Regions from separate parts of the Homo sapiens genome. Here region 2 is linked to region 1. Evidence: read pairs that join two places in POLR2A ChIA-PET (ENCODE). Cell type or tissue: GM12878. All regions are shown on one strand. Links, peaks and the distances in the headings refer to the core of each region. The heading gives the core; the rest is flanking DNA. Region 1 overlaps GNG12 (G protein subunit gamma 12). Region 2 has its middle 100 kb from the start of RPE65.

Region 1 (15,604 bases), core at 3,752-11,751:
TCTGTTTTTCAGTTGTTAATAAGCTCCAAGTTGATCTTTTTTTTTTTTTTGAGATGGAGTCTCACTCTGTCATCCAGGCTGGAGTATAATGGCACAATCTTGGCAACCTCCGCCATCCGGGTTCAAGCAATTCTCCTGTCTCAGCCTCCTGAGTAACTGGGACTATAGGCATATGCCACCACACCCAGCTAATTTTTGTATTTTTAGTAGAGACAGAGTTTCACCATATTGGTCAGGCTGGTCTTGAACTCCTGACCTCAGATGATCCGCCCACCTCGGCCTCCCAAAGTGCTGGGATTACAGGCGTGAGCCGCTGTGCCTGGCTGATCTTTTTTTTTTTTTTTAATTCAGCAAATGTTTATTGATTGTCTACTTGGGGGATACAACTGTGAACAAGATACACAAAATTCCTTGAGTAAAAATCACATGACGAGGTCAATTCAGAAAGGGGTAAGTGCTGTGAAGGTAGCAAAGCAGGGGACTGAGACAGAGAGATGGACTGGGGATGGAGGTGACCAGGAAAGACCACTCTTTGGAGGGGACATTTGAGCTGAGAGCTGAATGAGCAGGAGGCAGCCAGGTTAAATCTGGAGAAGAGCATTCCAGGTAGAGGGAACAGCCAGTGCAAAGGCACTGAGCTGGGAATAAGCTTCGCATGTTTGAGCACAAAAAGAAGGCTCCTGTGGTAGGAGTGTAAAGAACAATGAATGAGTGAATGCATGGTAGGAGATAAGTTTGGAGAAGTAGACAGAGAACAGATCACATAAGCCATTATAAAGAATCTGAATTTAATGAAAATGCAAATAAGAATTTGCAGGGAAATCTGCTTTTTGTTCAGAAATAAGCTGTAATGAGTGTGGCATTTTGCATACACACTGTGTTATTTTTGAAGGGAGGAAAGTTTAGGGTTTTGGAACTGCTGCTTTTTAAACTATTTTAAGTGTAACCAGTGCAAAGGGGAAAGAGGAGGAGGAAAGTGGTTTGGCAGAACTAGGGTAAAAATAGTGACTACCTGAATTCAGTAAACGAAGATCACAGTCTGTAGAATTTTCCTAAGACACAACTGTAGATTGTCTCAGGCTCTTCAAATTCAGATAGACATTTGCTGAAAACTGATCTCATCATCGTCCCCTTAAAACCTGCTTTCCTGCCTGTTTTCTGTAAGACATTTCCATCCACCCAGGTTGCTAAGCTCTGAACCCTTGAGTCATCAGGAACGCCTCCCTCCCCTTCATCTCTCCCTAGCTTGGACACCCTGCCCCCAACTAAAGCCTGGGTCCACCTCCTAAAGCGCCCGCATGTCTGCTTCTCCCTACCCCCATGCCTCTCACCTGGATTGTTGTTGTGGCTTCCTAACTGACCTTTACCCTGCACACTGCCACCAGCATGATTTCTTGAAAACATAAATTTCAGTGGGTCACTTCCTGAACTCATAGACAATAGAAAATTGTCTATGAGTTCCCCAAAGGCATCGCAGTCTAGTAATGAAGATTCACACTGCCCAGGTTCAAGGCCTCGTGATGCTTCTTACCACCTCTGGCTTGGGAATGTTTTTAACGGCTGTGTCTCAGTTTACTCATCTCTGAAACGGGTGTGATAATAGCACTTACCTCACAGATAAGTTATGAAATGTAAATGAGTTAATAGGTGTGAAGCACTCATAACCATGCCGGCCACACAGAAATCCTCAGTGAACATTATTCTTGATCTCTCTTTCCTTTGTAGAACAAGCTCATCTTTCTTGTGGCTCTCCACAATAGCTCCTACCTCCACCTTTCTCAGTGCCAGGCAAAGCTTGATCAGCAGACAGACCTCTTTGTTAGCAATCTGCAGCTAGATAAGTCCATATTTGGTAATTTTTATAGCAATTTGACCATCATTTTACATCTGTTGAATCTGATTAGGAACTGGACTTGTATTTTGTCCCATTTTTGGCAGTTCCTTTTCGCTGAATTTTTATGAAAGAATTGGTCCATATTGAATTGGAAGTAAAAAAAAAAAAAAAAAAAAAAAAAAAACCCCTGGTCTTTCCCCATGAATAATTTGAGAAGCACTTCTGTGTCCCCACACACCCACTATGTGATTCACATTGGCCAAGTTGTCCAAACTCACTGTGTAACCTTAAATCTCTCTGGATTTCCTCACACTGTTTCCTCTGCCTAGAATTTGTTAGACATTTATTAAGTACCTGTAATAAGTACAAGACTCTGGGGACATAAGGATGAATAAGGGTCTGCCTTTGCTTTTGAAAATGTTTCCTTCAAACCACCTAGTAAATTCCTACCAGTCTGTCGAAGCCTAGTATAGTTTCATTTTTTCCTTCATCCATTGAGAAAACATTTATTGACCAGGTGCAGTGGCTCACACCTGTAATCCCAGCACTTTGGGAGGCTGAGGTAAGAGGATTGCTTGAGCCCAGGAGTTTGAGACTAGCCTGGGCAACCTAGTGAAACCCTATCGCTACAAAAATTTTAAAAATTAGCTGGGTGCAGTGGTATGTGCCTGTAGTCCTAGCTACTCAGGAGGCTGAGGTGGGAGGATTTTCTGGGCCCAGGAGTTTGAGGCTGCAGTGAGCCATGATTGCACCACTGCACTCCAGCCTGGGCAGCAGAATGAGACATCGCAAAAAAAAAAAAAAAAAAAAGAAAGAAAGAAACAAAAGAAAACATTTATTAACATTTATTAAACACCAGACACCAAACACCAACTGTTTACTAAGCACCTGCTGCCTTCCCTTTCTTCCCTAAGGACCAGTAAGCTAATGAGGAAGACAGACACAAAAACAAATAATGACAGAATAATAGGCATGTTATATGGCAGTGTGAATACAGAAGTATGGAAGCACAGAGGAGGGGTGTGCCGGGCTATGCCTGAGCCAGGGCAAGGCACTGGGGAGATCAGGAATGGGGTCATAGTTAGGGTGGAGACAGTGTGTGGAAAGATTATGATCCAGGTTTTGGGCCCACAGCCAAAGCCCAGCTCTGCCATTCACTAGCCATGTGACTTTGAGAGACTGCCTCTCTGAACTTGCCAGGTAGGTAGGTATTGCTTTCCTTATCTGTAAAATGGGGAAAGCAGTACTTACCTACTTCACAAGGTTGTTTTGAGGCTCACTTGAGATTGTATACATAAAGTGCTCAGATGAGTACCTGACCATCAGTGTTTACCTGATGTCACCTTCTTGTCCTCTTCTCTCCCCCATCTCTGGACATATGTAAATTTTCTGCTGTCTGGGTTCCCAGTAGCATGCTATTCAGCCATCATACTAATTATTACATTGAATTATGTAGCTTTATCTACCACATTTCTGTTTGCTCTGTGGAATATATTGTACCCGTTGAATTCAGTGGCCTTTTTTTCATCTTTATATTGTCAGTGATAGGCAGTGTCCCATGCATAGAAGATTCAATTAATGTCTAGAGAAGTTGTATTGTATCAAAATAACTTAAAGCACTTTGCACTTTTCAAAAAGCTTTCTGAGGAGTCTAGTCAAACATTAATTTCCACTTTACAGATGGGGACACTGAGGCACTTTCTAGAAAGCTTCTGTTACTTGCACAAGGTCATGGGCTAGCAGAGGGCAAAGGTGGAGTTAGAGCCCCACACCTCTTGTTCTCCTGCTTTTGTGCTGCCTCATTAAATCTAGTGAGCTGGGAGTTGTCGGGTGCTGGCCAGGCTCAGGACGTCTTGTCACCGGGCCCTACCTGTCCTGGGAGGACGGCTGAGTACGCAGGAGTCAGTCCTGGAGAGAGCCCCATCTATACTCTTCCCCACCCCTCTGGCTCACTGCTGCCCCACAGGTATTTAGGAGTCACACCGTAAGTGGCAGGGCCCACCTGGAAACCTGGGGTGGGGATGAGGGCAGAGGTCTCCAGCTGGCTTGAGCTGGAGGCAGAGGGCCCTGTCCTAAGAGTGAATAATTTGTAACTAGACTGGAGGGTGAGTGTGTCCAGGAGGAACAGGAGTCCAGATGAAGGCAGGGGCTTGGAAAGTCGTGAAAGCCCTTGCACGCATATCCAAAGAGCAGTGAATCTGTTTCTTAAATTTCTTTACTCCCCTTCATAAACTTCCCAATACATTTCCCTTCCACCTTCTTTGAAAGGGTGCCCTTTGCACTCTGCCCAGGAGCACGCTCTATGCTCCAGTTACTACGGTCGGCTGTAATCTTCATTAGGGTGGGTGGGGCAAAGGGATAAACTCACACTAAGGACTCTGACCTAAACTTTCTTGACTTGAGGAAAGCTCAAAATGTATGATTTCGTACATTATCTTTTTCTTTCATTAGAAGAAAAGAAAAAAAAGTCTCAAGATAATAGGCTCTAGCAGCTTCCGCAGCCTCACTGAAGGCAGAAGGGACCAGGGCAGCGGTTCATAAACTTATGTGCATGTTAGGATCAGCTGAGGAGTGACTGAAAATCATGGAGCCCCGGCCGCACCCAGCCCTGGCATGGGGCCCAGAGGGTACAGTCTCTAATAAAGCTTCCAGGTAACTCCAGGGCATGGTCAAGGCAGGAGCACTGGGAGAGCAGCCTTCTTGCTGCCGGAGTGTACTCTAAGTCTCTGCAGTGCAGATGATTGACAGAAGGAGAACTCGGGATTTGGCCGCTGAGGAGTCTTGTGGATCCTGGCTCATTTCCTCATCTAGTTACGGAGTCTGTGAGAAGCCTTTGGGCACAAATCCTCCCTCATGCCGGCCCTCTGAGCCCCTCCCCGCAGCACATACCGAGCCCTACCTTTGGGCTGTCTAAATCTGTCCATTAAGAAAAAAATGAACAGAAAACTCTTCCTACTTACAAATTATTGGTGTATGCTGCTAGGTAAAAACAAAAGGAATGTCCCTGAAGGAAGAACGTCACCGCTTCCATTTCGACACAGTAACCCACAGGGTAACAGCACAGCACTCTGGGGATGAGGGCCACAGGTACACAAGGAGCCTCCGCAAGGCCTTGTCCTGGCAAGTCGTGTTTCATGGAAAGTTTTCTTGAGAAAGCTAAATCTGAGGATTCTGGGACATGAGTGTTACTCATGGCCAGCGTCATCATACGGAGCCTGGGAGCAAATTGTTTTTTCAAGAGGTGTATGTAGGCTATTGAATTTTGACTAGAAATGGCTTTAGTGGTCAACATTAATTTTGCTTTATATCCAGCAGCATTTCTTATTTTTATCAGGGATATAAGTGAAGGAAAAATTGTGAGGGAAGGCAACCTGTAAAGTTCTCATTCATAGAAACGATTTGTGGCCTTGATTTCCTGGATACAAATACCATTTAAAAAATTTTTAGAGAGGTTTTGTTTGGATTGAATTTCCAATCCACATGTATTTCTCCATTCCCCCTTGAGAACTAGAAGTCTTTTGTATGGTAACACTTTCCAGAAGCACCTGAAAGGAGTCCTTTGGGAATGGCCACAAACTGGATAAAAATGAAAAATGGAATCTCAAAAGTGCAGCTTGGTTTTGAAACTAACTTTTTACAACTTTGATTATGGGAAGTAACTTTGTTGTGTGTCTGTTGTTGACCTGGCATTACAACTCCATTAGGGCAATATAATTAGTTCATTTTACAGAAGACAGTACAACTCAAGAGAGCTTCAGTAACTTGTACAAGGCTGCAGAGCCAGAATTGAAACCTGTGCCTGTTTGAGTACACTACCCCTAGGACTAAAGAAACACATAACTCAAGTGTTAATTTTCTAATAGCTTTAAGAGACGTGTTTCCTTTTACTGTCCACAGAAGATTGTCCTGATAAGCATATAAAACATGAAAGCATATAAAGCATTGTAAAGCTCGAGAATCAGAATCTACAAGAGGACAGAAAGTCCAGGGAAGAGAAAGTGGAACTGTTTCCTGGCAGGTACCATGTTTATAAAAAGCCCAGCAATCACTTATGTAAATTCATTTTTAAACTGTCTCATGACAGCTGCAAAGACTGGAATTGTCAGTTCCCAGCTTCATTGTCTTTTTATTATTGTGACCCACCCTTGTTAAGCAAGGAATTAATAGGTAGGAACAGTTTTGCTAATGGTTATTATGCCTTTAGTTGACTGTTACACTACATGCAGGATTTTTAGTTATTTCACCAGAAAACAATGCGGAAGAAGTTCAGAGTGAATGTTGGAAAAATGACAGAATTAAAGAGTTGGCATTCTCTAAAATTTCTAAACAGGAAGGGCTCATGGCTGGCAGTGTAGAAGAGTGCTAAGGGACAAATCTGAAAGCTGTTTGCTAAGCAAGCACAATTTTTTTTTGTTTACTTTATGTGTTTCTGTAATGTTTTCTAATGATGTTTTAAATTTTTACTTTTAAAGGTGGGAAAAGGTTCATTGTCAGTATTAAAAAGGGGGCTCATGTAGTATTAGAGAGCAGGAGCCTGACTGGCAGGGTTTAAATCCCAGCTCTGACACTTGCTACCTATGTAAACTTGAACAAGTTACCTTATCTTCCTCCTGGGGTTACTGTGAGGCATAAGTTTTAATTACATATATATGTGTGTATATACTACTATATACATATATATATACACATATATATATGAATACTTACAACTATGCCTGACACTGAATAGATTAGATACTCAATAAATGCTTGCCATTTTAATTAATTGGAACTTAATTTAATTGGAGGAGGTGATAGAGATAATGGGGGAGGAAAAGATGCAAAAGTTGCCACAATTCAGCCTTCTGCAAATTCTTCCAGTATAATTAATTCTGTTTAGCTCAGTGATTTGAGGTTCATTTTTTTTTATTCTCATCGTATTCCATGTTTATATTCTACAGTATGGTATAGCGGGATCAGTGAACTATTTAATTTTTAAAAACTTAACATTTTAACTCTACTTTTAAAAAGTGTTAAATGTGGCCTCTGCTGAAAATGTACTTTCAGTGGGGTCAAGGAAGACAGGAGCTCTGTGCTGGAGACAGAATTGTTCCAGTTTCCTTGGAACAGGGGCCTCCCATGCTTAGGCCCTAACTGATGCCTAAAAATCATAATGAACAATGTTGTTTTCATTCTGTGGTTAAAAGGAAGCATACCAATTCTTCTGGAGAAATATACTTTTTTTCTGGCCCTAAACTGCACCAGATTTATCATGTAGGTGTAGGTTCTTACGAGAGGGGCTTTGGGGATAGGTTCTTCACCATCTTAAGTGGTTCTTCCTGGTAAATATTTAGAGAAATTTTTCTTGTGGCTATTTCTTATGATGACCCTTGAAATAATTAGAGGATGCTATTCGTATTCAGCAACTGCATTTCTACGGGAAATAAGTCCAAGAGCATGTTCTCTTGATCTAATTTGATAAAGGGCCCAGTTTGGAAAGAAGAGTGGCCAGAGTCAGGAGCTTGCCATCTGGAGCTTTGGGGACAGAATTATGGGATGTTACAACAGAAAGGGGCCATCGTCATTATGGAGCCTAACTTCTTTTTACAAATGAAGAAATGGATGCCCAGAGATTTGCCAAGTTCACATAGCTAATTGGTGGCAGCTCCAGGATTCCTGATTCCAGCTGCCCATTCCAGCAACTATATCCTTGTCATGAAGAGTGTACTTAAGAGCATCTCTGTGCAAAACGTTCTGCAATGAAGGACAGGTTCAGTCTGTCTGGTGTCATAGCCACCAGCCACTTGTGCCTCTTGAGCATATGAAATATGACTACTGTAACTTAGGAGTTAAATTTTGCTTTATTTAGTTTTAATTAAACTTGTTAATATATAGCTACCATTTTGGGTAGCTCAGCTTTTATAGACATTTAGGAGGAGGAAAGGCCTTATCCTTATCTCCTACCTCATTCTCACCAAGTGAGAGGCCTTCTTTTCGAATGGCTCCTGTGCAGCTGCTTTGTGCCAAACCAAGAGAATCACTCTAAGTCTTATCTCCTCCCCTCCTACCTCTCAAGATGAAAGTTAGCTCCTCTGTAAAATTGACATGAGTGGAGTAGATGGCTCATTGAGGCCTCTTCCATTCTGAAGCATTATGACTTTAGACCTGGCTCTCTAGTGATTATCAGTGACCTTTAGCAGGGCACATAGTCTGCCCATACCTCAGTGTCCTTATCTGTCAGCTGAAATTAACACCCGTTCTACCCTCTCTCAGATTAGGAGAGGCTCAAAGTAGAAAATCAATGAGATGAGCTCCATTTGCAACCTTTATTTTTTAATAATCTATGGTATCTGGAAATATTTTTGGTTTTGATACAGATTTTTTTTTCCAATAAGCTGCAGCAGATCCTCATTGCCAGAGTAGAGAAAATAATAACCCACAGCCCATATGAAATATGAGCTGGGAGACATGGTACTAATGAAAGATGACTGATTTGATCAGTGGGTGCTAGCTTTTATAATAACTTGCTTAACTTGGCATTCCCTAAGCCATTACTCCATAGTCAGCTGTTTATCTGGAAACCCAAAGCACATCCCTTTTCCTGAGAACTGTGACTGTCTATCTTGATTTTCCTTCTTTGGCTCCTTTACTTATTGTCAGCCTATGTAAGTTTCATTTGAATACTTGGCACTGCATGTTCTTCCGTAAACAAATACAGCAAAAACCCTCCCATGATTGTCTCCTTGGTTATAGCCTCTACATCAATAGTTTTCAAACTTAATTCCTAGACAGTGATTCTCAACTGACATGTCTACTGCTTACTGCTGAGCCTCAGCTCTCTTCAGGAGTATGCCACCAAACTTTGATTGAAACATAAAATGTGTTTTTGACACCACAGAGTAAGTAGGTCTTTTGACCTGATGTGAATAGGGTACAGCTTGCTCTGGGCAACAGGCAGTGTAACATCAAGTTGAGGCTAGATGTTGCAAAGATGTAACAAAGAGATGTTGCAAAGAGAGCCAGATGTCACTTCTGAAAATTTTTGTCCCAAGCATGTAAGATAGCCAAGTCAGGCCAGTGATGTGGTACTGGAGGGTGACCCAGTGCAGAGTGGCTTAGTTGTGGATGCCCCTGGAAACCCCAGGAAGTATTATTTTACCGCAGCAGGGTTTGCCTTGTAATTATGGTTGAATCGCTTAGTGTTGTGTTAGTCCTTTAATTCTGTCAATGGTGCCACCAAAAATTGTAGTATCTCTAATGGCCAAAGAGCATTTCCCTGCCCCAGAGGTCCCTTGGGGATGGCTGCAGGGAACCAGGTGAGACCTCGAAGGCACACATCGAGCTCTCCCTACCCAGTTCAATCAGAACCAGTTCAACTGTATGTGTTCCACGGATCAGCTTTCTGAATAAGATCCCTTTTGAAGAAAGGATTCCTCTGCTTATAAAGAAAAAAAGAAAGTTGAAAACTATGACTTCAGAGCAGCAGTTCTCAAATTTTGATGAGCATCAGAATCACTTGGAGGGCTGTTAAAACACAGATTGCTGGGCCCACCACCAGAGGATTCAATGTGCCTGAGTTGCAGCTTGAAAATTTGCATTTTTAACCAGTTTCCAGGTGATGCTGATGCTGCCGGTCCAGGGGGTCGAACCACTGATTCTAGCAAACAGAAATGTTAACACTAACTACCTGTTGTATTACATGTAATAAATTCAGTGTCATTTGGTGCTAAAAACCTTTTAGAGTATTTCCGTCCCCATGTACAAAGAATAAAACTGAGACATAGTGAGTTTCAGTAACTCATCAGTCATCATTGCGGTCATCACAGAACTGGAGTTAGAACCAGGTCTGGGTAAGGCCAGATCCCTTCCATATCCAAAATGCCACTCACCTTCCTTGTAGACCTGTCATTCCCAACCTGTGGTCCAAGGTGGGGAGGAGGAGGGAGAATTTATTGTATTGGTTTGCAAATCCAGATGTAAAGCAGACATTGCGGCAGACTAAATGTCTCACAAATCAATCTTTTTTTAGTTTTAATAAACTTTAAATTTTATAGCAGTTTTAGGTTCACAGCAGAATTGAGCAGAAAGTACAGAGAGTTCCTGTATACCCACTGTGCCTATGCATAGCCTCCTCCACTATCCACATCCCACACCAGAGTGGTACATTTATTGTAATCAATGAACCTAAGTTGACACATCATTATCAGCCAAGGTTCATAGTTTACATTAGGATTCACTCTTGGTGTTCTACATTCTATGGATTTTGACTAATACATGATGACATGTATTCACCAGTGTAGTATTATACAAAATAGTTTCGCTGTCCTAAAAGTCCTGTGTGCTCTGCCTATTCATTCCTCTCTCCCTCCTAACCCTTTGACAACCACTGATATTTTCACTGTCTCCATAGTGGAATGTCAAATAGTCAGAATCATATAGTATGTAGCCTTTTCATATTGGCTTCTTTCACTTAGTAATACGCATTTAAGTTTCCTCTGTGTCTTTTAATGGCTTGATAGCTCATTTCCTTTTAGCACTGAGTAATATTCTATTGTATGGATGTATCAAAGTTTATTTACCCACTGACTTACTAAAGGACATTTTGGTTTCTTTCGAGTTTTGGCAATTATGTACAAAGCTGTAAACATCCATGTGCAAATTTTCGGGCATATGTCTTCAGTTTATTTTGGTAAATATAAAGTTGTACGATTACTGGATTATATGGTTAAAACTATGTCTAATTTTTTTTTTAACTGCCAAACTGTCTTCCAAAGTGGATGTACCATTTTGCGTTCCCACAGTGAATGAGAGTTTCTGTTGCTCCACATCTTCACCAGCATTTGGTGCCATCAGTGTTTTGGATTTTGGCTATTCTGGTAGGTGTGTGGTGGTATCTCGTTGTTTTCGTTTGTAATTCCCCAGTGACGTAATATTGAACCTATTTTCAGACACTTACTTGCCATCTGTATGTTTTCTTTGGTGAGGTATATGTTCAGGTCACTTTTGATCATTTTTCAATCAAATTATTTTCTTATTCTTGAGTTTTAAGAGTTCTTTATATATATTTTGGATAACAGTCCTTTATCAGAAGTGTCTTCTGCAAATATTTTCTCCCAGTCTGTGGCTTCTCATTCTCTTGACATTGTCTTTGGCAGAGAAGAAGGTTTTCATTTTAATGAAGTGTAGCTTATTCTCTCTTTTGTGGTTCATGCCTTTGGTGTTGTATGTAAAAAGCCATTGCCATACCCTTGGTCATCTACATTTTCTCCTATGTTTTCTTCTAGGAGTTTTCTAGTTTTGTATTTTACATTTAGTTCTGTGATCAATTTTGACTTAATTCTTGTGAAGGCTATAGGTCTGTGTCTAGATTCTTTCTTTTTTGGTGGGGGCAGGGAATGTGGATGTCCAGTTCTGGCACTATTTGTTGAAAATACTATTTTTGCTCCACTGTATTACCTTTGCTTCTTTGTCAAAGACCAGGTGACTATGTGGGTCTGTTTCTAGGATCTGTTCTGTTTCGTTCACCTGTTAGTCTGTTTCTTTACTAATACCACACTGCCTTAATTTCTCTAGCTTTATAATAAGTCTTGAAATCAAGTGGTGTCAGTCCTCCAACTTTGTTCTTCAATATTGAGTTGGCTATTCTAGGCCTTTTGCTTCTTCGTAATACTTTAGATTCAGTTTGTTTATATCCATAAAATAATTTTCTGAGATTTTGATTGTGATTGCACTGAATCTATAGGTCAAGTTAGGGAGAACTGACATCTTGACAATATTGTGTTTTCCTGTCTGTGAACATGGACTCTCTTTCATTTAGATCTTCTTAGATATATTTCATCAGCATTTTATAGTTTTCCTTATACAGATCTTATACATGTTGTTAGATTGATACCTAAGCATTTCATTTTGGGAGTGCTAATATAAATAGTAATGTGTTTCTAATTTCAAATTCCACTTGTTCATGACTGGTCTATAGGAAAGCAGTTGACTTTTCTGTGTTAACCTTGTATTTTACAGCCTTGCTATTATTTCTCACTAGTTCCAGGAATCTTTTTGTCAGTTTTTTCAGATTTTTTACATAGATGTTCATGTCATCTTTGAAAAAGGCAGTTTTATTTCCTCTTCCCCTATCTGTGTGTCTTTTATTTCTTTTATTTACTATTGCATTACCTGGGAATTGCAGCAAAAAGTTGAAAAGCAGTGATGAGAGGGACATCTTGGCCTTTTTCCTAGTCATAGAGCAGGAAAGCTCCAAGTTACTCACTATTAAATATGGGCTATTTTGTAGATGTTCTTTATCAAGTTGAGGAAGTTCCCCTCTATTTTTAGTTTACATAGTTTTTTTAAAAAAAAATCATGAATAGATGTTGGATTTTGTCAAGTGCTTTTTCTGCATCTGTTGATACGATCATGTGACTTTTCTTTTTTAGCCTGTTGATGGGATGGATTCCATTAATTGATTTTCAAATATTGAACCAGCCTTACTTACCCTGAGGTAAATCCGCTTTGGTAGCAGTGTGTAATTCTTTTTTACATTGTTGGATTCAGTTTGTTAATACTTTATTGAGGATTTTTGCATCTTCATTCATGAGAGATACTCTTAAGTTTTCTCGTAATGTCTTTATCTGCTTTTGGTCTTAGGGTAGTGTTAGCCTCATAGAATGAGTTAGGATGTATTCTGTCTGCTTCTGTCTTCTGCAAGAGATTCTAGAGAATTGTTATAATTTCATCCTTAAGTGTTTAGAAGAATTCACAAGTGAATCCATCTGAACTTGGTGCTTTCTGTTTTGAACAGTTATTAATTATTGATTCAATTTCATTAATATAAATAGGCCTTTTGAGATTATCTGTTTTCTTTTGTGAATGTTGGCAGATTGTATCTTTCAAGGAGTATGTCCATTTCATCTGGGTTATCAAATTTGTGTACATAGATTGTGCATTTATTCCCTTATTAGCCTTTTAATGTATATGGGATCTGTAGTAGTGTCCCCTCCTTTATATCTAATATTGGTAATTTGTCTTCTTTCTTTTTTTCTCAGACTCACTAGATGCTTATCAATTTTATTGACCTTGTCAGAGAAACAGCTTTTGGTTTCATTGATTTTTCTCAATTTTTTTTTCTGTTTAATTTCATTGATTTTTTTTGCTTTGATTTTTTTCTTTAATTTGAATTTTTTTATTTTATTTTTCTTTGTATATTAATCTTTGCCCATGCTTAATTTGAATTTAATTTATTTTTTCTAGTTTCTTAAGGTGGAAGCTTAAATTACTGGTTTTAGATCTTTCTTTTTTTCTGATATATGTATTTAATGCTGTAAATTTCCCTCTAAGCACTGCTTTTGCTTCATCCCATAAGTTTTGATTAGGTGTATTTTCATTTTTATTTAGTTCAAAATATTTTTAAATTTCAGATTTCTTCCTTGACTCATGTATTTTATAGAAGTGTGTTGTTTAATCTCTAGGTATTTTGAGATTTTCAAGTTATCTTTCTGTTATTGAATTCTAGCTTAATTTCATTGTTGTCTAAAAGCAGACATTGTATGGTTTATATCCTTTTAAATTTGTTAAGGTTTTTTTTATGGCCCAGTGTGTGGTCTCTGTTAGTGACTGTTCCATGTGAACTTGAAAAGAATGTATATTCTGTTGTTGTTGTTGGATGAAGTAGTCTATAGAAGTCAATTATATCCAATTGATGGGTAGTGCCATTAAGTTCAACTGTTGGCTTTAATGATTGTCTGCCTAATAGATCTGTCCATTTCTGATAGAAGGGCATTGAAATCTCCAATTATAATGGTGGATTGATCTATTTGTCTTTTAAGTTCTATTAGTTTTTTACCTAGCTTATTTTGATACTCTGTTCTTAGGTGCATACATGACAAATATTGTTATGTTGTATTGGAGAATTGACCCCTTTATCATTATGTGATGCCTGTCTTTATTCCTAGTAACTTTCCTTGTCAGCTCTGTCTGAAATTTATAGCTACTCCTGTTTTCTCTGTTAGTTTTAGCATGGTATGTCTTTCTCTATCCCTTTACAGTCATCCTGTGGTATACACAGGGGATTGGTTCCAGGACCATCCCCTCTGCCCTGCATGTAACCAAAATCTGTACATACTTAAGTCCCACAGTTGGCCCTGTGGAACGCACACATATGGAAAGTTGGCCCTCCATATATGTGGGTTTCACATCCCGTAAATATTAAATATTGTATTTTTCATCCTTGTTTGAAAAAAATCCAAGTAGAAGTGGACCTTCTCAGTTCAAACCTGTGTTGTTCCAGGATCAATTGTATGTATGCACATAAACATATATCATTGGATATATTGTTGCTATTTTTTAATCAAAGTATTATCTGTTAAATCAATTAAAATTCACTTATGCATTCTTCACTTATGCATTCTCTGATGCTTGCTTTCTTTCTTTATGTAGATCTGAGTTTCTGACCTATATCATTTTCCCTCACTCTGAAGAACTTCTTTTAACATTTCTTACAAGGCAGGTCTACTGGCACCAGATTCCCTCAGTTTTTTTTTAATCTGAGAACATTTTTATTTCTCTTTTATTTTTGAAGGATAATTTTTCAGGGTATGTAATTCTAGGTTCGTTTTTTTTCTCTCAATACTTTATATGATTCATTCCACTCTCTTGCTTACATGAATTCTGAGAAGTCAATGTACTTATCCTTGGTCCTGGATGGGTAAGATTTTTTTTTTTTCTTTTGTCTTTCAAAAGTTTTTATCTTTGATTTTCTGAGGTTGGAATATGTTATGCCTAGGTTTTTTTTTTTAAGTATTTATTCTGATTGGTGTTTCTGAGCTTTCTGAATTCTGTGGTTTGGTGTCTGACATTAATTTGGGGGAATTTTCAGTCATTATTGCCTCAGATAGTGCTTCTGTTTCTTCTGTCCTTATTTTTCTAGCATTCTTGTTACATGTATGTTACACCTTTTGTAGACATGCCATAATCCTTATTCTGTTTTGCTTCTTTTCATGTTTTTTCTCTTTGCTTTTCATATTTTGAGTTTCTGTTGTCATATCTTCAAGCCTAGAGATTCTTTCCTCAGCCCTGTTCAGTCTACTAATGAACTTATCAAAGGCATTCTTTATTTCTGTCTTTTAAAATTCTTAGAATTTCCATATTTCTACTTACATTATTCATCTGTTCTTGCATGTTGCCTACTTTTTCCATTAAAGCCCTTAGCTTATTAATCTTAAATTTAAAAAATTCCTGGTCTGATTATTCAGCATTCCTGCAATTTCTGATTCTGGTTCTGATGCTTGTTTGGTTCCTTCAGTGTTTTTTGTCTTTTAGTATGCCTTGTAATTTGAATGAAAGGCAGACATGATGTCCCAGATGAAGGAAATGTGATAAATAGGCTTTTAGGAACATGGAGGTGAAGTGTGGGATAACAGAAGTGTTCTGTACCTCTGTGGTTAGATCTGAGGCTTTAGATGAGTCTTGCATCCAGGACTATGAACTCACAAGTGCTGCCCAGTATTTTTTCTTCCCTTAGGTGGGACAGGGTAACAGGAGAGTACTGGAGTTGGGTATTTCTTTTCCCCAGATAAGTTAGGCTCTGATAAAACCCAAACAGATTAGGCTCTGGAAAAATAGTTTCCTCTGAGGGCAGTCCATATTAAGAAGAATAGAATGTTCTGGTATATTTCAGAATGCTTTTTTCACCCTCCCCCTGCTGGAAGCATGAGGGGATTTTTCTTCCCCATTCAGTGAGGACCTGAGAGAGCTTCTAGAGGTAAAACTCACAAACATGCTTCCCCTTCCCCCATTACT
Region 2 (15,604 bases), core at 4,225-12,224, 530 kb before region 1:
CAGTCTGTTGGGTTGGGGAAGTATGTTAAAATACAGAAAAGCATTGTCAAGGTGCTATTTTTATAAATTGCTGCGGGACAGATATCCAAATTGCAAGTACATCTTCTACCATTCTAAATTCTGAGATGTAGCCTTACTCCAGTACTTTCTTGTCTCCAAACAAACTATAAGAAATGGTGTCTTTGTACAGTGTTTCTACTCCACGAATACCTTTTCTTGACCTATTTCCAACTGCATAACTGCTACTTCAAGACTAAGGGACCAACTTCTCTGTAAAGCCATGCAGAATCTCACTCTCTATCTAAGCAGCTTTGATCTCTCCTTTCTCTCTGATTCCAGACACAGCATCATGGACCTGCTTTGGAACAGTACTTATCTAATTGTTATATATATATATATATATATATATATATATATATATATAGCATATATATGACATATAAATATATATGTCTGATATATGTATCTCATTGTCATATGTGTAAAATATATATGACATATAAAAATATATATTCATTTACTTATTTTCTCTAATGATACAATTTCTCTTCCCTGTATTGCTGATCATTTTTCTTTTAGACATTTTCTAAAATACCAATACAAATATGCCATTGCTGACTGTTTGCATTTCATTTGTCTAAGTAAATTTACAGGAAGCTAGATGTGGCTATCAGGTACAGGAAGAACTAGAAGATGGGCCACAGGGAAGAGAAGGATTTGCACTGGAGGCCCTTGCAATAGTACACGTCTAAGGTGTAGAGGACTTGAATAAGAATGAGAATGGAAAAAAGGAATAAAGAAAAGATGCAAGAGATGTTGTGGAGAAAGAAGGGTGAGAGACATATACAGAAGAGTAGACAAAATGAGTTTTTAGATGAAGGGACATTTCTGATAATATGACTACATATGTCTTTTTTTTTCTTCGTTAAAACTGGAAGAAACAGTGATTTTTTTTTCTTTTTTTAAATTCCTTTTTTTCTTTCTTGATATGCCTATATAAACATTAAGTGAAACCCCTTCTGGTTTAACACACCAAAAAATGCTTATGAAAAGTTTTTTAAAGTAACAAAATGTTTTATGTATGACTGAGCTGTTGGGAAGGGATATAATTATTCAGGGGAGTCCAAGGATACACAAATATAAGTTAGTACCAAAGCCAATCTTTTCCTTGAAGGTACTTGCTGATTCTTGGTCCCTGGTGGCCTGAAATTTGGGTTATTAAGGGGCCACTGACAACAAACAGGAGACAAAGGCCAAAATCAATGCAGAGTGGGAAGTCAGCTCAGTGTCAGGACCACAAAAGGGTCATAGCCCCAATGGTAAACTGGAAACAACCTCTCTCTATAGACACAGGCATAGAGACACTCGTTTCTCAGCTTTGTGTGAAAAAAGAAAACATAAATAAAAAATAAAAATAAATGGCTCCCCTGAAAATTCTTCACACAAACCTACATTCTCATAATGTGAGGGTCAAAATCCAAACTGCCCTTTTAATTGAAAACCCCAACTCAAATGTAATTTGACTGATTCCTACTTGGCAGTATTCCAAGAAATGGGGCTTAAAATATCAAATATACTCTAGAGAAAGTCACTTCAAGCACGGGCTTAAAGAATTCTCAGAGACAAAGTTCCAAGACCACAATAAAATAAATTATCAGAGAAGGAAACAAACTACAATAAGTGAGAGTTGGCAGTCAGAACAAACATCAGAATATGACTGCAGAGACTAGATTTGGGAATAATCAGACCCAAAATAATAGATGTGTATGTCTAGTATATTTTTTTAAATTGAAGAGTAGTGAAAAATAAGACACTAGCATAATAGACTATTAGAATCCGCCAGCTAGATATAAAACTGAGCCAAATAGAGATTCTAGAAATTGAAAAAATCACAATTAAAAAACAGGAAATTAGACTCAGCAGTGGAGAGATTTAGTGAACTGGAAAATGGAGATTTAAAAAAAAAGAATTAGCAAAGCACTGCCAGATAGACAAAAGGAAAATATGAAATAGAGGTTAAGACACATGAAGGAGACAGTGAGAAAGTCTGCCATTCTCAATCAATTGGTTTAAAAAAAAATCTGAAGGAAACATGAACTATATCAACTGCAAAATGTAGGTACACTTCAAAAGCTGCCCCCTGCTAGGCAGAATATTAATATTAAAAGAGCATGGATAATCTTTGAGTCCCAAAGCTGAGAGGAAAGGCTGCCAACTTTAGGCAAAATATTGATGAAAGGGAAAATCTGACCATCCTTCTCTCCTTCCCTTTCAAACTGATAGTGCCATATTAATATAACTCCAAAAAAAGGGAGCTGAGTCCTAAAGGCCACAAGCCTAAGGATGAACTTGAAACAGGGCCATGGACAGGGAACAGTAAGTCACTTGTGTTCAACAGCACCGATTTTTGTTCTTTCTCCCTGCTGATATAACCCAGCTGGAGTAAGCTAGAAAACTAATAAATCCCCTTCCCTCCTCTTCAGAAGTGGCCAAATATCTGCCTCTAAAAAAAGTCAGAGAACCCCACCCTGTATCTTCTGGGTGTGGACATTCCTCTGCAGAAATAATCACGCTACAGAACAGAAGTCAGCAAGCCTTTTCCATAAAGGATCAGATAGTAAAGGTTTTAGACTTATAGGCCCTATGATCTGTATTGCAACTACTGAACTCTGCCATTATAGTGCAAAAGCAGCCACAGACAAAGAAAAAATAAATAATCATAGCTATGTCCCAACAAAACTTTACTTACGAAAATAGGTGGTAGGCTGCAGTTTGCTAACCCCTGCTGTAAAAGATTACCTAGGAGTACAAATGCTGGCAGCATTCGAGAACAGGAACTGTTCTAAAATAATATTTTAATAATCACTCATTTTAAAACACACTGTTATAATAATTGAGAGAAAATGTGCTATAGTATTCGAACATAGTGATAGTGTAAAGGTCTGGGAAATCTGACCCAGTGAAGCCACAGCCGCCCAATTCATACAACATCCACATGGTGATGCAGATCATACAGACAGAGTGAAATGACTCTGTCCAGGGGCACTACGTGGGATGAAAATGTCATTATTTTCACATAGTGAAAGTCATTTACTCCTGAACTAGAGATGCCCCAAAGCACAGACTGAGGAGAAATTCAAGAAGAAAGCATAGCATTAGAAAGCAGATGGCGTTGAAGGAAGTTTACCAAAGGACCCTTCCCTTTTAATTCTGTGCCTGTGGATTCTCCAGTAAGTTAGAATCCCATCATTTTAAAAATTATAAATACAATATATTACTTTCTTTTGCCATTTTGAACAGAATAAGTACTTGATAAATTCTCACTTTTGCTGGGAGAATTAGGAAATATATAAGATTTTTACATAATAAAATTTGTTTCTGGCTTTGGCTAAATTTTTCATCAATGTAAAATAATAGCTAATATTACTGATTGTTTACTGTGTCCAGGCACTCTTCTAAACACTCTACATATGTTATCTTACTAAAGCCTTGTAACTTAACAAGGTGGGCAACTAGACAGATTTGCAAGGTATGTGTTTGACCAGTGACAGCCACTGAAAATGTTAATTTGCTTTCCTCACTACCCCCCTACTCCAAAATGTCCTAGATCAAGTTCAATGAAGAACTTGCCAGAGTGGGACCAAAGGAAAAAATCAGAGTAAACTAAGAACAGTTCGTCTTCCCTACCTCCATTCTCTTGCTAGGAGAAAGGTAAAATTAAGATGAGCTAAAGAACAGGAAGAGATCTTTTGGGGTCAGATTCAAGTTCCTGGATGTGAAGAGCATGTTGCATGAACCCTGACTCCTGGTTTGGGGGAATCCATTAGACAGCCATACTACAGTGGTACAGTGGCACCACAGGAACAGGAGACTGGCATCTTGCTTACCAGCTTCTGGTCTGCTTAGTCTCAGGGTTTCCTAACAAAACTTAGGGAAAAGCATTTTGGAAGGAAGGGATGGGTATTGGCAGAAGAGGGCAAGGCTTAGCCGCAAAGCTACTCTCGCCACATACACACCATGTCTCCTGAGAGGTATAAACAATTGGATCACAATAGGGACATCAAAAGATGGGTAGGGATGGAAGGGAAGGCTTGTGCCAAATCGACCGCATGCATCAGAGGCACATGCATGGGAGTTGTAAGTAAGATGGCTTCAGATGGAAGATGCATCGTAAAACTTCACAGAAACCGCAGATGCCTAGACAGTGGCTCAGGGCCATGTTCATCACCATCCAAATCTATAGGTCCCCCACATCAGGAGATATTGATGAAATTGATGGATGGTGATGATCAGCTTTGGAATGTGCAGCAAACTAGCCATCACCAACATACAGGTAGCCAAAAGAAACCTGCTTCCCTAACACCAAATCTACTTTCCTCCCTCCAGATACAGTGAAAGGAGAGAGGAAAACATTCCACATCCTTTTCTTCCATAAGTAGCTCCCAAGTGAATGTGTGTGTCAGTTCAGATCCTCCTGGAAGCAGATACCAAGGCAGAATTAGATCTGCAAATGATGAATTGGGGTAAATGACTATGAATAATAAAGGAAAAGGAACAGGAGTAGGAGGGAAGGGGCTTCAGACCATGATGCTCATCTGCGACCTATGAAAAGAAAGAGGAAGGGAAGAAAAGTGGTAAGGCAAAGCTCCAGACTGTGATGCAGATCTGAGAGTCTTGACCAGGTCAACAAGGCACCCCAGAGCAAAGTTATCCCATTAGAGGAATCCCATTTTGGACAAGAATGGCTAAGCTCTAGTACCCCTGCCATGCTCAGTTACTGTCTGAGAGCAGCCCAGAGACCATATAGCCTCATCACGCTCACTTCAATGGACCCCAAACCTGCAGCATCTAGAGGCTGTCAACTGACTCTTCTCTTTGCAGAGTGTTCCCACTTCAAGGAAAATAACAGCAGCATACACCAATAGCTGCCACAGGATCTGTTCAGTTTATCCTGGGATGGCTGTATAGGCTTCAAACTTTGACATTAGAGTGAAATTATAAGGATTTTTCTCCAAGCCAGGGTTAATAATAAGATCAGTCACAACCTATTCCCATTCAGCAAGTTATAGAAAATAATAGAATGCCTGGTTCATCTGTTCTACGTCAATCGATTTTCACATTCACGTCCTCCTGCCTCTTTCGCATTCCTACCATTCAACCACGTTTGTCCCATCAACACCCACTCTGGGAATCAAGACCTCTTTCAGACAGACAGCAATGCAGATAAATTATCATTTGGACATTGCTTTTCGTAGTTGAAAAAATGCTTTGTGAATTCTTTTGACTGGTTTCTGTCTTAACTATCTCATTCATGTTAAAAGAATAAAAATGTAGTCAAGAAACAGATATCACCCCTAGTTTGTGATAGATCCCAAACCAAGCACACAGTGATATGAATTCTGGAATACTGTTATTTGACTTAATCATGGAGGCCAGACGAGGTTTAATCAAAAAAATGGCCCAAAGTTGAGATCTGAAAAGGGGAAGAAAGATCATTCCGGGCAGAAGAATCAACTTATGCAGTGGCCCTCAGTGACTTTAGAGTGTAGACTTTAGTGTCACTGAGATGAAGGAGATGGGTGAGAGTCAAACTTTCTTAGGAGTTTTCATTATTCTAAGAGTAACTTTGGGGTTTTAATAGGAGGACTGGAATAAAGGGACATTATATGGTCAGATTTGTACTTTGAAAAAAATCCCTCTGGATGAAGAATGGAAAACAGATGGGAGAATGGATGAGGAGCTCAGAGAAGGTTAGGTGTAATATTATTTTAGTAGTAGTAGCAGTTCAAGTGAGAGATGTGGCTATCTTGAACTAGAGTGTGGATATGGAATAAAAATTAGATCATTTCAAAATATGATTAAATGACAAAATATCCAAAATTCAGTGGTGAATTAGATATGGAAACTGAAAAATTAAGGTGTCAAGATAACTCCTAAATTTCTAGTTGGCACAACTGGATGGATGATAATTGCAATCACTAAAATAATAAATACCAAGAGAGAATCAAGTTGGAACAAGGCTATAAGTTCAGAATTGAACAGTTTACCAGTTAGGAATCTTTTAGTTGAAAGTGATTAAAAAGCCCAACTCAATCTAGCTTAAACAAAGAAGGGAAGTTATTGGCTAATGTAATTGTAAAATATACAAAAAGGGCTGACTTCAGCAGTGGCCTCATTCTGGAATAAAATGATGCCTCCAGGAGCCATTCCTTAGTTCTGTGTCCAGAGTTGGTTCCTGTTGGTGGGTTCATGGTCTCACTGACTTCAAGAATGAAGTTGCGGACCTTCACGGTGAGTGTTACAGCTCTTAAAGATGACACAGACCCAAAGAGTGAGCAGCAGCAAGATTTATTGTGAAGAGCGAAAGAACAAAGCTTCTACAGCATGGAAGGGGACCCGAACAGGTTGTTGCTGCTGGCTGGGGTGACCAGCTTTTATTCCCTTATTGGCCCCGCCCATGTTCCATTTCTGTCCTATCAGAGTGCCCTTTTTTCAATACTCCCTGCATTTGGCTACTTTTAGGATCTTGCTGATCGGTGCATTTTACAGAGTGTTGATTGGTGCATTTTACAGAGTGCTGATTGTTGCATTTTACAATCCTCTTGCTAGCTACAGAGCACGGATTGGTGCATTTTACAATCCTCTTGCTAGCTACAGAACACTGTTTGGTATGTTTTTACAGAGCGCTGATTGATGCATTTTACAATCCCCTTGCGAGCTACAGAGTGCTGATTGGTGCATTTTACAATTCTAGCTACAGAGTGCTGATTGGTGCGTTTTACAATCCTCTTGTAAGACAGGAATGTTCTCCAAGTTACCAACCCAAATGTCCATCAATGATACACTGGATTAACAAAATGTAGCACATATACACCATGGAATACTATGCAGCCATAAAAAAGGATGAGTTCATGTCCTTTGTAGGGACATGGATGTAGCTGGAAATCATCATTCTGAGCAAACTATCACAAGGACAAAACTAAACACCGCATGTTCTCACTCATAGGTGGGAATTGAACAATGAGAACACTTGGACACAGGGTGGGGAACATCACACACCGGGGCCTGTTGTGGGGTGGGGGGAGGGGGAAGGGATAGCATTAGGAGATATACCTAATGTAAATGACGAGTTAATAGGTGCAGCACACCAACATGGCACATGTATACATATGTAACAAATCTGCACATTGTGCACATGTACTCTAGAACTTAAAGTATAATAATAATAATTTTTTTAAAAGTTCTCCAAGTCCCCACTTGGCCCAGGAAGTCCAGCTGGCTTCACTTCTCAGTTCTACTTCCTCTATGTTGGTTGCATTCTCAGACTTTGCAAGGTGGCTTCCGGTGGCAGCAGGCTCACATCATCACAAGAACTAGTTCAGTGAAAGAGGAAAGTCTCTTCTCAAAATGTCAAACAAAAAAATGCAAAACCAAATATCCTCAGCATTTATAGTCTCAATTTGGGTATATGCTCAATCCTGAACTATTCACTGTGGTGATGAAATATGCTAATTATACCCCGGACCCTGAACTTAAGGCATTTTCAAAAAGAAGTTTATGGATGAGGGCTGGGCGCAGTGGCTCACACCTGTAATCCCAGCACTTTGGGAGGTTAAGGCAGGCGGATCACGAGGTCAGGAGTTCGAGACCAGCCTGGCCAACATGGTGAAATCCCGTCTCTACTAAAAATATATATATACAAAAATTAGCCGGGCGCAGTGGCAGGCACCTGTAATCCCAGTTACTCGGGAGGCTGAGGCAGGAGAAGTGCTTGAGCCCGAGAGCAGGAGGTTGCAGTGAGCCGAGACCACACCATTGCACTCCAGCCTGGGTGACAGAGCGAGACCCTGTCTAAAAAAAAAAAAAAAAAAAAAAAAAAAAAAAAAAAAAGAAAAAGAAAAAAAAAAGTTTATGGATGAAAGTGGAGGAGGATTACATATCCCAACAAAGAATCAGCTACCATTGCCACAAAAAGGATAAATGGATATTGGGCAGCAAAAACAACATAAAATTATCTCTTACAGCTGAACACAATTTCTGAGATTAACAACAGGCTCAATGTGGTGGACATTTAAGAAGATGAAATCCTCATTGATAAAGATGGGGTACTTGAAATGAGCTCCGAGCACTGGCAGAGGTCAAGACTATGGGCTACCAGTAACAACCTGCTTGACACAAAAACACAGACTGCATGGGGCAAAAGCAACATCAGACACATTCAAGAAAATCTGTTTTCTCATGAAGGTTCTCTGGAAAGTCCAACAGATGAATTGCTATAAAACAATCAGAATTGATTTTTTTTTTTTACTTATATTTCATTCACATTACATGATGTGGATTGAGTTAGTCTTAGTTTTTTCATTGTGTTACGGACTCCTCCAGGTATTAATAGAGATATGTAATGACTCTGGCATCTATATGCAGCCTTCTTTATCTCCTGGTGTTTTAGCCAGACCTATTTCTGCCTGAGAAGACTTAATGGTACACAAGAAACCTTTTGGGGGCTCTCGGTATGAATGAAAGTGAAAAATAAATTCCACTAGGGGGTGCTAAGCCTCAAAATAAAAACACAAAACAAGTATCTTTGATTTTCCCATACCTTTCAACAATCATTGAACAACTGTCTTAATCTGGATTCTCCAGAAAGCAGTGCCTGAGACAAAGTTTACGTGCTACTACTTTATTATAGGATGCAATCCCAGGAAGCAAGAGTGAGGGAAAAGGAGAGTGAGGCAGGGGAAATGTAAGAGCTGATACAAGAATACATATTACTGAGCTGGTCATCTCTTGGTATTAAAAACTACTGATTCCTTGATCTTACAGTGCCTTTCACCAACAGGCCATGTAAAAAACTGCTTCATAGAACAGTCCATCCAGACTGGCTCAGTCTTCACCCAGGAAGATATAAATTCCTCTCATATGATTAAGTTGCACATATATTGACACTAAGCATGTCCTTGAGGTCTCACACCTCAGTCTCTACAGAACAGAAGGTGAAACATATGCAGAGAGGACATAAGGCAAAGAGATGTCAGGTTGTTCTCCGGTGGAACTGATCCCACTTCATGCACAGCAGGTTGCTCCACAGCTGGGGCTGGAACAAGAGGCCAAAGACCTCAAAGATAGGTGAGAAGCACCCAAAAGGTGTTTAATACAATAAGAAATGCTCCAAATATATAATGCACAATTAAGAGGGAAGCAAAAGCCTTGCCAAAGATATCATGCCATGAAAACAGCAGTTGGAGGATGTTTGTGCTTTGACTCTAAACATTAATTATCACTTCTCATTTAACAAGACAACTAGTTGTAGGTTTCTTTTGTATTTCCTAGTTGAAAATAGATTGCTTCAGACTTGCTAGTCATCTTAGAAATTAGATTTCTTCTTTTTTTCTAAATTAATTTTGTTTACCTTTGCCAAATCAACGACATATTATAATTGGCTGAATAAACAGTGTTGTTTGTTTTAAAGAATTAGGATTTTTGTTTTTCAAGCTGATTCATTTTGAAATACTTATAACTTTTCCTGCAATATTAGAAACAGGGCCGGGTGTGGTGATTCACGCCTGTAATCCCAGCACTTTGGGAGGCCAAGGTGGGTGGATCACTTGAGGTCAGGAAGTTCAAGACCAACCTGGCCAACATGGTGAAACCCCGTCTCTACTAAAAATAAAAAAATTAGCCAGGTGTGGTTGTGGGTGCCTGTAATCCCAGCTACTCAGGAGGCTGAGTCAGGAGAATTGCTTAAACCCAGGAGGCCAAAGTTGCAGTGAGCCAGGATGGCGCCACTGAACTCCAGCCTGGGCAACAGAGTGAGACTCTGTCTCAAAAATAAATAAATAAATAAATATTTTAAAATAAATTAATTAAATTAAGTGCTTTCAAAAGTCAAAACAATACAAAAAAAGTAGACACAAAAGTGTCACATCCTTCTATATTCCCTCTACCTCATTCATCTCCACCCCCAACAATCCCTTGTAGATAACCAGGTTTATTGTTTTATGATTTATACATTCTGTTTCTTCATGTAAATATAGGCAAATATATGTATATTTCATTTTCCCTTCTGCCTTACATGGAACGTAACATACTCTAAATGCAGCTTTTAGAAAATTCCTAATAAGCATATTCCCATATATTTTATCTTTTAGAAAAACAACCCTTTACATAATAAGATTTGATCCTTATAAGAATTACTGTATTTCCTTTCTTCTGAATCGTCACACTCTTTTTTCTGAATCCTTCTTTTCTACCTTTAAGTATATTCAGATCTCTTTCATCAGGAAAACGTAAAAACTAAGTAAGGGCAAAATATTTAGTGGAATATTTTCAAAATTCCATTTATAAAACACTGGTTCCCTAAAACATCAACAGCTGTTCAGAATTGTTTTCCACAATGCAATGCATATCTGCAAACTGAAAGTCCAGAGAAGTACAATAATAGACTGCGTTAATTTAATTAAATATTTCCCCAGCATATTTAATCATGGAATCATTTTTCTGCCAAATACCTGTTAACATCCCATGGAATGAGGAAGTACTCCTGGGAACATTACTCGTCACTCATTTGAATCAGGTCTTTTTAGACTACCAGTCATTCCTTATTGCTAAATGCAGTAGGCTTTCTAGAGGTCTTACTCTCTTTGCCTTGCTCCCAGTATTACAATATCTGGTCAAAATGGATTATTCCGTTTCCCCAATCGCTCTCACACTTTTCCTCATGCAGTTAACTCTTCCTGGGTGCCTTTTATTATAAGATCACTAACCTTTTGAAATCCTAACAGTCCTTCAATGTCTGTCGATGCCACTTCTTCCATGTTGGCTTTTAACTTTTTTTTTTTTTTTAGATGGAGTCTCGCTCTGTCAGCCAGGCTGGAGTGCAGTAGCATGATCTCAGCTCACTCCCTGCAACCTCTACTTCCCGGGTTCAAGCGATTCTTCTGTCTCAGCCTCCCTTGTAGCTGGGATTACAGGTGCCTGCCACCACGCCCGGCTAATTTTCGTATTTTTAGTAGAGACAGGGTATCACAATGTTGGCCAGGCCGGTCTCGAACTCCTGACCTCAGGTGATCCGCCCACCTCAGCCTCCCGAAGTACTGGGATTACAGGTATGAGCCACTGAGCCTGGCCTTAATTTTTTAACTTAAGTTAATTTTAGCTATGGTCGAAACGATCTTGTATTTCATTGTGTATTTATCAAAAAACATATATTGTCTATATAGTGTTTGGAAAACATTTGACAGGGATTAAAATCTTTTATATCTACCAGTATATTCTGAGAACTTGATACTTCGGCTTGAGGGAACCCTACTTATTGTTGGTAGATCCCAATATCATTACCAAAGAGGCATGCAACCTGGAAAAAGTAATCTAAAGTAGTCATAAGAAAGTATCTTCGGCCGGGCACGGCGGCTCACGCCTGTAATCCCAGCACTTTGGGAAGTCGAGGCGGGCGGATCACGAGGTCAGGAGATCGAGACCATCCTGGCTAACGCAGTGAAACCCCGTCTCTACTAAAACAATACAAAAAATTTAGCCGGGCTTGGTGGCGGGTGCCTGTAGTCCCTGCTACTCGGGTGGCTGAGGCAGGAGAATGGTGTGAACCCGGGAGGCGGAGCTTGCAGTGAGCCGAGATCGCGCCACTGCACTCCAGCCTGGGCGACAGAGCCAGACTCCGTCTCAAAAAAAAAAAAGTATCTTCACTGGAGAATTACTGTGAGAAATAGAAATAACTTTGCTCATGATAGCCTATTTGTGATTGTTCCTTAACATTCTTAATAAATGACTAAAAAGAGTTGCGATGTAACAGACCAGATTCTAATCCTGATTTTGTCAATACCTTGAACACATCATTTCATCTCTCCAGGTCTCCCCGCCCCGTTCCTGCCTAGAGCTAGGTGAGGAAGCTTGTGCCCTCTGACTCCAAGCCAACCTGAGTATTTAAGTCCCCGGCCTGTCGCATCTTGGGTGGGTTTAGGCCCATTCCGTATGTGGCCACTAGCTGGCAGGATTGCCACATGGTGTGCTTGGCCACTCCCCATCTGCACCTTCATCTTTTCCAGGAAGGATTCGCCCTCAGGCTGATTCTGGACCAAAACAAACAGAACATTCCACCTGGCAGCAGCCAAGTCCCCAGCACTATTGTGCCAAGGAGACTCTTTGATTTGCCTCAAGCCCAGAGAATAAACTACGATTCCAGGGGACAGCTGACTCCAGCCCATCTACCATGCTCCAGTAGAGACCTTCAGGTGACCCAGGTCAACACCAAGCCACCCTCTGGAGGATCTGATGCTGCCTCAGAAACAACACCTCATGCCTCATCAGATACTAATGGAAATGTGGGATACAGGCTTTTAATATGTGGCAATCACATTAATTTCTCTGATCCTCAATTTATTGCTTTGTAAAATGAGTGTGAGCTGGGTTTCTGAACTGTGTCTCCCAATGCTACAGGCAGTGTAGGATCCTGGGAAGAATATGGTGTTTTTGAACACAGATGTGCTTTTGTGTTTTTGTTTTTGTTTTTGTTTTGTTTTTTTGACAAAGTCGCTCTGTCACCAGGCTGGAGTTCAGTGGCGTGATCTCTGCTCACTGCAACCCCCGACTCCCTGGTTCAAGCGATTCTCCTGCCTCAGCTTCCTGAGTAGCTGGGATTACAGGCGTGTGCCACCACGCCCAGTTAATTTTTGTATTTTTAGTAGAGACGGGGTTTCACCATGTTGGCCAGGATGGTCTCGATCTCCCGACCTCGTGATCTGTCCGCCTCGGCCTCCCAAAGTGCTGGGATTACAGGCGTGAACCACCGCACCCGGCTGATGTGCTTTAAATCCCATCCTTGCCATTTATATGATTCTGATGGGTTCAGGACACATTACCCCAAGGTATAGCAGCTTGGTATCTGAGAAAACAGCAGAAGCAGGAAAGTCTCTCATTTTCTCCTCACCTTTCCCCAAAGCAGGTGATAAGATCCTCATTCCAGGGGTATCCTCCTAATGTCCAGAGAAAAGGAACTACTCTACCTCTGAAGAGATAGAGAATAATCTGAACAAACAGACCTTGTTAAGTTTCCCCAGTTTGTTACCATTACATCATACCCCCTTTGTCCGATACTTCACCACAACTGTCCATTTCTTCATCAAACTTAGTATAAAAATCTGTTTCCTTGTGTCTTTGGGTTTTCATTTCTGAAAGTTCCTGTGTCACATAAAACTTGTATTACATAAATTCGTATGCTTTTCACTGATTAACCTTTTATTATAGATACCTCAGCTATAAACTCTGGAGGTGCAAGAAAAGATTTCTTCTCCCCTACAAACCTGATCATGTTTTCTAAGATTTTTCTTTAGGAAAATGCAGCTATGAAATTTATTTCACAATGTTTTCTGAGGGTGAAAAGAAATCGAGTTAGTGAAAGAGGCACATAGAGTGCTCAATCATGATGCTAATTCCCATCCTTGATTACAAAAATACAAACCTACATATTCCATAGTCATTAGAAACTTGTACACACACAGAAAAAGGACAAGATAAATATATATTAAACTCTTAAAGTTTTTATTTCTAGAGATTAACATTGAAGTGATTAACATTTTCTTCATTATGCCCCCCGTAGTTTCCAAATTTTCTAAAATAAACCTTTATGACTGTTATTACTTTTTCTTGTGGTAAATGATACATAACATAAAACTGGCCATTTAAAACATTTTTAAGTGTATATCTCAATGGCATTAAGTACATTCATCCCCTTGTGCAACCATCATCACCATTCATGTCTGGAACCTTCTTATCACAAACAGATACTCTTTACGCATTAAATCATAAATCCCTATTCTCCCCCGCTGCCCCATCCATTAAAGACATGGATGTCTTTAATGTTCATCCATGTCGTGGCATGTATCAGTTCATTCCTTTCTAAGGCTGAATAATAGTCCGTGTGTATATACCACATTTTGTTTATCCATTCATCCATCTGTGAATATTTTTATTGTTTCTGTTTTTTATCTATTGTGACATAGGAATGCAAACATCTGTTTGAATCTCTGCTTTCAGTTCTTTTGGGTCCATACCCAGAAGTGGAATTGCTTGATTATATCATAATTCTGCGTTTAATTTTTTGAGGAACTGTACTGTTTTCCACAGTGGCTCTGCCATTTTACATTTCTACAAGCCATGCTCGCAAAGCTTCCAATTTCCTCACATCCTTGTCAACACTTGTTATTTTTCGTTGTTTTGTTTCTAATAGCCATCCTAATGGGTGTGAAGTATAACTGATCATTGTAGTTGTTGCATTTCCCTGATGTGTTGACTTGCATTTCCCTAATGATTAGTGATGTTGAGCACCCTTTCATATTGTTGTTACTTTTTTAAAAGCTTCTATTTTGTAAAGATCTATTTCTCTAAGTGCTTCTCAAACTTTAATGTGCTTCTTAATATCCTCCAGGTCTTATTAAAATGCAGATTCTGATAGAGCAAGTTGGGATGGGCATTAGATTCTGCATGCCTAACAGTCTCCCAGGTGATCTTCAGGTCACACTTTGATTAGCAAGCCTCTAGGCTAGAAGAGGGACCCAGCCAGTCTTGAGTATCATACTTATTTGCACCTGGCCACCCATCTTTATCTTTGCAACAAAACTTTCCAGGTCTGGTTTATCTTCTCTCTCAAGGGTCATAAGGCCAAAGAAGCAGAACACAGATTTTCTCAAACTTAAGTCTGTGTGGCATAGAGCACTGGTGGCAAGGAGAATTAGAAGTCAACATATGCAAGCAGGACATTTAGACCCTTCATTTTACTCTATGGTGAGTAACTAAAAGAGAGGTTTTTCTAAGTGGATAATTTGTGGAGCAGAATAAAACAATCATACCAATTATCAGCTAAATCATGAGACTTCAAATAAATTTCCTGTATGTGGTGGGCAGCGTAGATCGATATTCCTGGACCTCCAGGAGTCCTGTGTCATTTTCCTTTGCCATGGGAATGCGTCAGGAAACAATTTGAAAAGCCTTCTGGTCTCTGAATTCAGAGGAGGGAGAAAGGATATGATAGGCTAAGAAGGACACAGTCACCTGACCCAGCTAGCATTTAATAAGAAAACACTTCCAAAGGAAAGTCAGCCCAGAAGTCAAATGAAATTTGGTTTGATAAATACTTAAAGGTAGCTGGAAGCTACTCTGCATGTGACAGTGATCAAGTTACTCCTCACCCAGTAGTGAGTAAAACAGGCATTGAGCAATTGTTACTGTTGCAATGAGTATTGCCAGCATAGCAGTAGAGGCCCCTGAGAGGGTATAACAGGAGGATTCAAACTAAGGAGTATGGCAAACCCTGAGCCAGACACTGGAGTGGCAGGAACTCCAGGAGGAGATGGACCAGCAGCTAAAAGGAGCACATGGAGTGGTGATTCCTAAACATCAGTCTGTGTGCCAAGTGGTAACTAATCGGCAGAGAAAGGGGAAAATAAGGACAGTCTCATGAGATTTTCACCAGGTTAAATTTACTCCATGTGGGAACTATCACTGGGAATTAAATTCTCCTTTTATAAAATGAAAAATATTCCTTTTTTATTTTTTTTTTGAGACTGAGTCGCTCTCTGTTGCCCAGGCTGGAGTG

Evidence for each region. Peaks named below come from ENCODE experiments on the same cell type or tissue, not always from the same donor. Only the 100,000 strongest peaks of a DNase experiment are listed, where the experiment ranks them.
Region 2: POLR2A ChIA-PET joins it to region 1 with 13 read pairs; 2 of 35 experiments call an interaction of 5 or more read pairs at or near these places.

Annotation. Positions count from the first base shown.
Region 1 is chr1:67,804,828-67,820,431 of GRCh38, reverse strand. The region is part of intron 1 of GNG12 (G protein subunit gamma 12); the gene reads left to right. Among named protein-coding and RNA genes, the nearest start is that of GNG12-AS1, 20 kb to the left of the region's middle. RefSeq lists an enhancer at 1,072-1,366. In GM12878, for the core only: no CTCF peak of the experiment used is centred there; no DNase peak of the experiment used is centred there.
Region 2 is chr1:68,339,328-68,354,931 of GRCh38, reverse strand. No RefSeq gene overlaps it. Among named protein-coding and RNA genes, the nearest start is that of RPE65, 100 kb to the left of the region's middle. In GM12878, for the core only: CTCF peaks have their summits at 8,539 (motif pointing right) and 11,993 (motif pointing right); DNase peaks (open chromatin) are centred at 7,351 and 12,021.